Regions from separate parts of the Homo sapiens genome. Here region 1 is linked to region 2. The links are chromatin loops, found by intact Hi-C in ENCODE. Cell type or tissue: endothelial cell of umbilical vein. All regions are shown on one strand. Each heading gives the region's core, and the rest is flanking DNA. Links, peaks and the distances in the headings are about the cores only.

Evidence for each region. Peaks named below come from ENCODE experiments on the same cell type or tissue, not always from the same donor. Only the 100,000 strongest peaks of a DNase experiment are listed, where the experiment ranks them.
Region 1: a loop joins it to region 2, with 8 times the contacts of the local background. A loop is called at or near these places in 4 of 110 quality-filtered maps.

The regions. Positions count from the first base shown.
Region 1 is chr12:110,429,193-110,433,587 of GRCh38, reverse strand. It overlaps the pseudogene HMGA1P3. Among named protein-coding and RNA genes, the nearest start is that of ARPC3, 19 kb to the left of the region's middle. RefSeq lists enhancers at 1,742-1,851, 4,289-4,395. In endothelial cell of umbilical vein, for the core only: a CTCF peak has its summit at 2,049 (motif pointing right); a DNase peak (open chromatin) is centred at 2,027; H3K4me3 peaks cover 381 bases; H3K27ac peaks cover 312 bases.
Region 2 is chr12:110,221,846-110,226,240 of GRCh38, reverse strand. No RefSeq gene overlaps it. Among named protein-coding and RNA genes, the nearest start is that of ATP2A2, 57 kb to the left of the region's middle. RefSeq lists an enhancer at 1,995-2,495. In endothelial cell of umbilical vein, for the core only: a CTCF peak has its summit at 1,763; a DNase peak (open chromatin) is centred at 1,620.

The sequences.
Region 1 (4,395 bases), core at 90-4,089, 210 kb before region 2:
GTGAGTGGAGATTGCACCACTGCACTCCAGCCTGGGCAAGAGAGTGAGACTCCATCTCCAAAAAAAAAAAAAAAAACCTAGAGTTTATGGTAGTACTTGAATGATTAGAGTATTTGCATTTTGTTTTTACGGGTGAATATATGATTTTAATATGTGGGTTAAATGCTCTTGAGCATCTGTTTAAAGACTTGAATTACAAGCTAGCTAAATACCACAGTTCACACAGCAAAAGGAATGGATATGTGAAAACCTACTCCATAGATAAACAGAAGGACAGTCCTGAAGCCAAAAGAGTGGTGGTGGTGTGTCGTGGGGGGTTTTGTTTGTTTAATTAAAATTTGTTTGTTTGTTTGTTTTTGAAACAGGGTATCACTGTTGCCCAGGCTGGAGTGCAGTGGCATGAACACGGCCCACTGCAGCCTCGACCTCTTGGGCTCAAACAATCTTCTCGCCTTAGCCTCCCCAGTAGCTGGGACTACAGGCACACATCTCCAGGCCCAGCTAATTTTGTATTTTTGGTAGAGATGGGGTATCATGTTTTTTTGTGTTTTTTGTTTTGGTTTGGTTTGTTTTTTGCTTTTTTTTTTTTTTTTTGAGACTGAGTCTCTCTCTGTCTCCCAGGCTGGAGTGCAGTGGTGCAATCTTGGCTCACTGGAACCTCTGCCTTCCAGGTTCAAGCTATTCTCCTGCCTCAGCCTCCTGAGTAACTGGGATTACAGGCTTGTGCCACCACGCCTGGCTAATTTTGTATTTTTAGTAGAGACGGGGCTTCACCATATTGGCCAGGCTGGTCTCAAACTCCTGACCTCAAGTGATCCATCCACCTCGGCCTCTTAAAGTCCTGGGATTACAGGTGTGAGTCACAGCGCCCAGCAAGACAAGGTTTTGCTGTGTTGTCCAGGCTGGTCTCAAACTCCTGGACTCAAGTGATCCACCCACCTCAGCCTCCCAAACACTGGGATTACAGGCATGAGCCACTGCACCTGTCCTAAATTAAAATTCTTAACCCAGAATCAGAGTTTTGGTGTTTGGGTTGGAACTTCTGCCACAGGGGTTACAGACATGTCAGAAAGGAGAGAAAGCCACCCTGATTCATTTCAAGATTACAGGTTTGGGGCCAGGCCTGGTGGCTAGAGGTCGAGGCTGCTATGAGCCATGATCGCACCACTGCACTCCAGCCTGGGCGACAGAGTTGAGACCCTGTCTCAAAAAAGAAAAAAAAATTTTATTTTAAACATATCACCACGTTGGCCAGGCTGGTCTTAAACTTCTGACCTTAAGTGATCCGCCTGCCTTGGCCTCCCAAAGTGCTGGCATAAGCGTGAGCCGCCGCGCCCAGCCAAATATATGTATGTATGTATATATATCTATAGACATATCTAGATATCTAGAGATATCTATAGATATCTAGAGATAGATCTATCGATCTATATATCTAGATATGTATCTAGATATAGATCTATCGATCTATATATCTAGATATATAGATCGATAGATATAGATCTATATATAGATATGTAGATATATAGAGCTATATAGATATATCTATATATAGATATGTAGATATATAGATCTATATATAGATATGTAGATATATCTATAGATAAATATCTATATATATAGATAGATATCTAGATATCTGTAGAGATCTATATAGATATATATATATTTTTGAGACGTAGTCTCGCTCTGTCTCCCAGGCTGGAGAGCAGTGGCGCGATCTCGGCTCACTGCAAGCTCCGCCTCGCTCCGCCTTCCGGGTTCACGCCATTCTCCTGCCTCAGCCTGCCGAGTAGCTGGGACTACAGGCGCCCGCCACCACGCCCCCCTAACTTTTTTGTATTTTTAGTAGAGACCACCGTGTTAGCCAGGATGGTCTCGATCTCCTGACCTCGTGATCCGCCCGCCTTGGCCCTCCAAAGTGCTGGGATTACAGGCGTGAGCCACCGTGCCCGGCCCCTTTTTTTTTTTTTTTTTTAATTGTGGAACCATCATGATAGAAAACCAGCTTACTCTGGGTCCTGTTCCCAGTTCCGTTACTGCCAGCAGGGGGCGCACGGGCCACAGGCGCTGGAACTAGCTTCTGGACCATTTCCCCTTGGGACTTTATCGTGGTAGGTGTTTTGTTTTGTTATATTTTGTTTTTTAATATATGCAAGAGGACAATTTCCAAATGATTTATTATAAATTATACATGAATATAGTCTGATTTTTTTTTTTTGATAGAGCCTTGCTCTGTCACCCAGGCTGGATTGCAGTGGCGCAATCTCAGCTCATTGCAACCTGCACCTCCTAGGTTCAAGCGATTCTCCTGCCTCGGCCTCCCAAATAGCTGGGATTACAGGCGTGCGCCACGATGCCCAGCTAATTTGTGGATTTTTAGTGGAGACAAGGTTACACCATGTTGGCCAGGCTGGTCTGAAACTCCTGACCTCAGGTGATCCACCCGCTTCAGCCTCCCAAAGTGCTAGGATTACAGGCGTGAGCCACCACGCCCGGTCCAATAGTATGAACTTTAAAATACAGCTTTAATTGAAATGTAATGCTGACATTAAAAACAATTATAATGTTGACTTTTTAGACAAGGTAATTTAGTAATAGTTCTCAGATTTTTATTTTCTTCCCCTTCTTTTTTTTTTTTTTTTTTTTTTTTTTTTTTTGAGACGGAGTCTCACTCTGTCGCCAAAGCTGGAGTACAGTGGCACCATCTCGGCTCACTGCAAGCTCCGCCTCCCTGGTTCATGCCATTCTCCTGCCTCAGCCTCCCGAGTAGCTGGGACTACAGGCGCCCGCCACCACGCCCGGCTAATTTTTTGTATTTTTAGTAGAGACGGGGTTTCACCGTGTTAGCCGGGATGGTTTCAATCTCCTGACCTCGTGATCCACCCGCCTCGGCCTCCTGAAGTGCTGGGATTACAGGTGTGAACCACCGCGCCCGGCCTTTTTTTTTTTTTTTTTTTTTTTTTAAATAAAGATGGGGTCTCACCATGTTGCCCACACTGATCTCGAACTCCTGGGCTCAAGTGATCCTCCTGCTTCAGCCTCTCAGAGTGCTAGGACTACAGGCGTGAGCCACTGCTCCCAGCCTCCAGATTTTATTATTTTTGATCAAGCAACTCAACTTCATATTGTTGAATGCTGGGAACACACACACACACACACACACACACACACACACGCACACACTGAAAATAGTTCAGCCGTCCTCTAATTGGGACTCCGAGCCAGGGCTATTTCTCGCGCTGGCGCGGTTCCAAGAAGCATCCCAGCCATCACTCTTTCACCTGCTCCTTAGAGAAGGGAAGATGAGCGAGTCGAGCTCGAAGTCCAGCCAGCCCTTGGCCTCCAAGCAGGAAAAGGAGGGCACTGAGAAGCGGGGCCGGGGCAGGCCGCGCAAGCAGCCTCCGATGAGTCCTGGGACAGCGCTTGTAGGGAGTCAGAAGGAGCCCAGCGAAGTGCCAACACCTAAGAGACCTCGGGGCCAACCAAAGGGAAGCAAAAACAAGGGTGCCGCCAAGACCCGGAAAACCACCATAACTCCAGGAAGGAAACCAAGGGGCAGACCCAAAAAACTGGAGAAGTAGGAAGAGGAGGGCATCTCGCAAGAGTCCTCGGAGGAGGAGCAGTGAACCGTGCGTGCCGCCTGCTCCTCACTGGAGGAGCAGCTGCCTTCTGGGACTGGACAGCTTTGCTCCGCTCCCACCGCCCTCGCCCCTTCCGCAGGCCCACCATCACCACCGCCTCTGGCCGCCACCCCCATCTTCCACCTGTGCCCACACCACCACACTACGCAGCACACCAGCCACTGCAGGGCTCCCATGGGCTGAGTGGGGAGCAGTTTTCCCCTGGCCTCAGTTCCCAGCTCCCCCCGCCCACCCACGCATACACACATGCCCTCCTGGACAAGGCTAGCATCTCACTTAGCCGCACCCTGCACCTGCTGCGTCCCCACTCCGTTGGTGGTGGGGACATTGCTCTCTGGGCTTTTGGTTTGGGGGCGCCCTCTCTGCTTCACTGTTCCCTCTGGCCTCCCATAGTGGGGCCTGGGAGGGTTCCCCTGGCCTTAAAAGGGGCCCAAGCCCCATCTCATCCTGGCACGCCCTACTCCACTGCCCTGGCAGCAGCAGGTGTGGCCAATGGAGGGGGGTGCTGGCCCCCAGGATTCCCCCAGCCAAACTGTCTTTGTCACCACGTGGGGCTCACACTTTTCATCCTTCCCCACCTTCCCTAGTCCCTGCACTAGGTTGGACAGCCCCCTTCGGCTACAGGAAGGCAGGAGGGGTGAGTCCCCTACTCCCTCTTCACTGTGGCCGCAGCCCCCTTGCCCTCCGCCTGGGATCGAGTACATATTGTGGTGATGGAGATGCAGTCACTTATTGTCCAGGTGAGGCCCAC
Region 2 (4,395 bases), core at 150-4,149:
CACAATCTTGGTTCACTGCAACCTCTGCCTCCAGGGTTCAAGCGGTTCTCCTGCCTCAGCCTCCCAAGTAGCTGGGACTACAGGCGTGCACCACCACACTCGGCTAATTTTTTGTATTTTTAGTAGAGACAGGGTTTCACCATGTTGGCCAGGCTGGCCTCAAATTCCTGGGCTCAAGTGATTCTCTTGCCGTAGCCTCCCGAAGTGCTAGGATAAGGCATGAGCACCACACCCAGCTGTATTTCTTTCTTTCTTTTTTTTTTTTTCTCCAGACGGAGTCTAGCTCTGTCGCCCAAGCTGGAGTGCAGTGGTGTGACCTCGACTCACTGCAACCCAGGCGGAGGCCTCCTGGGTTCAAGATTCTCCTGCCTTAGCCTCCCAAGTAGCTGGGATTATAGGCACCTGCCACCACGCCCAGCTAATTTTTGTGTTTTTAGTAGAGATGGGGTTTCACTGGGTTGGTCAGGCTGGTCTGGAACTTCTGACCTCATGATCCGCCCACCTCAGCCTCCCAAAGTGCTGAGATTACAAGCGTGAGCCACCGTGCCTGGCCACCCAGCTGTATTTCAATCTTTAAGTTTCATTCCAGCATTGTTCATAAAGTGAAAAACTGGAGTTGATCTAAATGTCCAGCAATTGGAGACATGCATGATTTTAACACACAGATAGATTTAAATGATAACCCTATAAAGTTTCAGTTTGCTCTGTATTTAAAACTACTACTCATTTCTTTCATTCATTTACTGAACATTTATTTTCAGTATAATTCCCTCATCTGGTTGGTTGAGGTTACTTTTAACCATTTAGTAAAGTTTATTCTTTAGGTATAGTAAGCAAACACATTTTTTAAAAAAAGGTACTATAATTTTATAATAAGCACTAAAAATTATTTCATACCATAACTCATAAACAGACATCAATCTGTTTGCTTATATACAATAGGTATATACATGGGTCACACTGCAATATAAGTACTTAAGAGCACAGGTTTTGGATCCTGGCTCTGCCACAATCATTAGTTGTATAATATTGTGAAAGTCTCTCTGTGCTTCAGTTCCCTTATCTATAAAATGCGGATAATTGCAGCTGCCTCATAAGGTTATTGTGAGAGTTATGTTAGTTCTACACATATAAAGCATTTAGGACAGTGCCTGGTACAAATGGAGTGCTCAGTACCAGGTTATTTGCTTGAATCACTCATGATCATGGTCGTGATTAGAGCTTCAGGGAATAAAATTTGTTAAATCTTGCTTTGCATAACTGAAGTTCATAAAAAGTCCTTTGTAAGTCTGCTTCAGTTTCAGAACCAATAACTTAATTAGGTTGTGCTCTAACAATGAAACAGGCTCCCTCATGAGGAGTGAGCCGCATTGCGGGTACACTACTATGGCTGGAAAGTGATTCGCTACATGCGCTACAGAACTGATTTCCACACTGGAGAGAGGTTGGAAGAGATCCCTCAAAGCTCCTGATCTAATAAATGATTATATGAATCATTCTGAGGTTCCTTTCAAGCTCCAAAATTCTATGACTGTTTACCAGGATATCGCATGCAGCATTAAGCAGCCAAGCCAGGAACCTGCTGTTACACTCTGAACTGAGGTGTAAACACATACTTTCACCGAAAAACAAAAATCTTTAATTTCTTCCTGTGCTCGGAATAGTGAATTTCCATAGCAGTAAACCAAGTTTGGTGACTCAAGCCTCTCAGCAATTCTGGAAAGGAAATTGTGAAAATATCGATGTTTGCCAAGAAAGTACTTCCAGTTTGCCAAAAGAGGGAGCATAGGAGCAGAAAGCATATGTTTGTCCAAGTCTCTTAAAAATACTTATTTGGGATCTGTGTTTTATTTTTTGATTTCTTTTGCAAGGATGGGGTGGGGCTAAACAATATTTACAGTCAACTTCTCTTTTTAAGATTATCTTAAGACAGTAGGGTCAAAGATAAAAAATACATAGATAACTTTTAATGATCCCTCTCCATCCCCCGAGACAAAACACTCATCCCAGGCCTGGCTGCCATACGCCAAGCAGCTCTAATTTAAACTGCTCTCATTAAAAGGAAGAGGAAGAGGAGCTAAGCCAGTATGAGTGGAGGAATAATTTACATATTTAATAAAGATACAGCTTTATTTCTCTCCTGGCTGCCATGAATTGTCTAAAAAAGAAAGATCTGTTGCATATGTAATCTACTCCTCACCTGTAGGTGAGTAACAATCAGTAACAATGACGTTACTGATAAAACCAAGTTTAAAGAAAGTTAATCATCAGGATGCTATCTTACCCGTTCCCTGGGGCTAAAGACTCCTTCATGCCAGACAAGATGAATGATGTAAGCACCTAGAATCCTTTGTAGAAACAAGTCATTTACTCACACTCATTAGTCACTAATATAGGGTAGAATGCCTGCATAAGACAAGGCTTCTATAAGACACACACCTGCATACAAAGTCATTTTTCTTTTTCTTTTTTCTTTTTTTTTTTTGAGATGGAGTTTCGCTCTTGTTGCCCAGGCTGGAGTGCAATGGAGCAATCTGGCTCGCTGCAACCTCCACCTCCCAGGTTCAAGTGATTCTCCTGCCTCAGCCTCCCGAGTAGCTGGGATTACAGGCATACACCACCACGCCTGGCTAATTTTGTATTTTTAGCAGAGATGGGATTTCTCCTTGTTGGTCAGGCTGGTCACGAACTCTTGACCTCAGGCGATCTGCCTGCCTTGGCCTCCCAAAGTGCTGAGATTACAAGCGTGAGCCACTGTGCCCAGCTACAAAGTCATTTTTCAATGCAAACTTTGACTTTGCCTTTGTAGAGACAGCTTTGACAAGTTATCAGTTTGCCATTTTTCATATTCAACTCAGAAGAATTCTGCAAATTTGTATATTTTTAGTTTCAGCAATATATTTAGTCTTTTATTTTACTCAAATTATAAAAAGTGCTCTGTATTGTGTTACCTTAAAAAGTTAAGAAACATACTTGGGGCCGGGCGCGGTGGCTTATGCCTGTAATCTCAGCACTTTGGGAGGCCGAGGCGGGTGAATCACCTGAGGTCTGGAGTTCAAGACCAGCTGACCAATATGGTGAAACCCCATCTCTACTAAAAATACAAAAAGTTAGCTGGCCGTGGTAGCACATGCCGGTAATCCCAGCTACTTGGGAGGCTGAGGTAGGAGAATTGCTTGAACGCGGGAGGCGGAGGTTGCAGGGAGCCAAGATCCTGCCATTGCACTCCAGCCTGGGCAAAAAGAGCAAAACTCTGTCTCAAAAAAAAAAAGAAATGGACTTGGAAAGTGCATAGATCTTACAAATTTATAAATGTTAATTAGGCAGAATAACACATTTACGTTTATTTGATAGTTTAAATGAAATTCCTTCCTTTATTATCGTCTCCTGAATTAGAGCAAAATAAGGGCAAGTATTAATCTAAAGAAAAAGGTAGGTGTTCTGCAATTTCTGGTTTTATTTCCATAGGGATTTGAACAGTATTCTAAGACCCTTCTGGTACATTCTCCAGACCTAGAAAATACATGGCTTTGGAATTCAGTTAACAGATTTATAACAGAAAGCACATTATCCTATTATAAGATTCTTCTTAAAGGGCACCATTTAAATTTGGATTGTTTCCTGAATTAATACAGAAAGCAAGATAAGCAGTGGCCTTTTGAAATTTACAATCATACAGTCAGTCCCATGCAACGGTTGGCAACTAGAAGAAGGAAATCTGTGAACACAGAGGCAGATTTCACAGGCTGCATTCTTCTCCTTTATTTGGGCCATCACATGAAAGACAAATTAGTTTCTGAAATGATTAAGTACTCTGATCAATTAGCTAGCCAGAGTATCAATCCTGAAGGAAAAATGTAATAAGCTCTTTAGTAAGTGCCAGCTGTCAAAGACTGTCAAGGTTAGTTAAAGTTTTTTAATGTTCCAATCAAATCATGAAATGAGTGGAAAGTCACTGCACTAAACCCATTAAGCTGCATTACTAAATGTCCAATGTTACACACAATCTATAAATAACTTTGTACTTTTAGAGTTTTATTTCTTCAGTTTGCTTTTCTTGAAGTAATAATGATGTTCTGCTTCAGTGAATAAAGTAATTTTGGAGCTGCCTTTGTGTTTAATCCACATATTCCTTCTGTATGGAGTAAAGATGGCAAGTAATAATCAAATCAGTAGAATTCTAAGGATTCTGTGGAGTATCTGTCATCAACCATTTTAAAAATCAAGAGGAGTACCAAAGACAGTGAAGGGCTAAAAAATAATTAATCACTAGGCTTAATAATTTTGTGAACTGACTTTCCTCTGGAGGAATAAAATGCTGTTTCTATAAAGGGCATCTAGTCTTTTTCAAATACTTGCAAAGGAATTCATATTCTGTTTAAAGGAGCATCACTT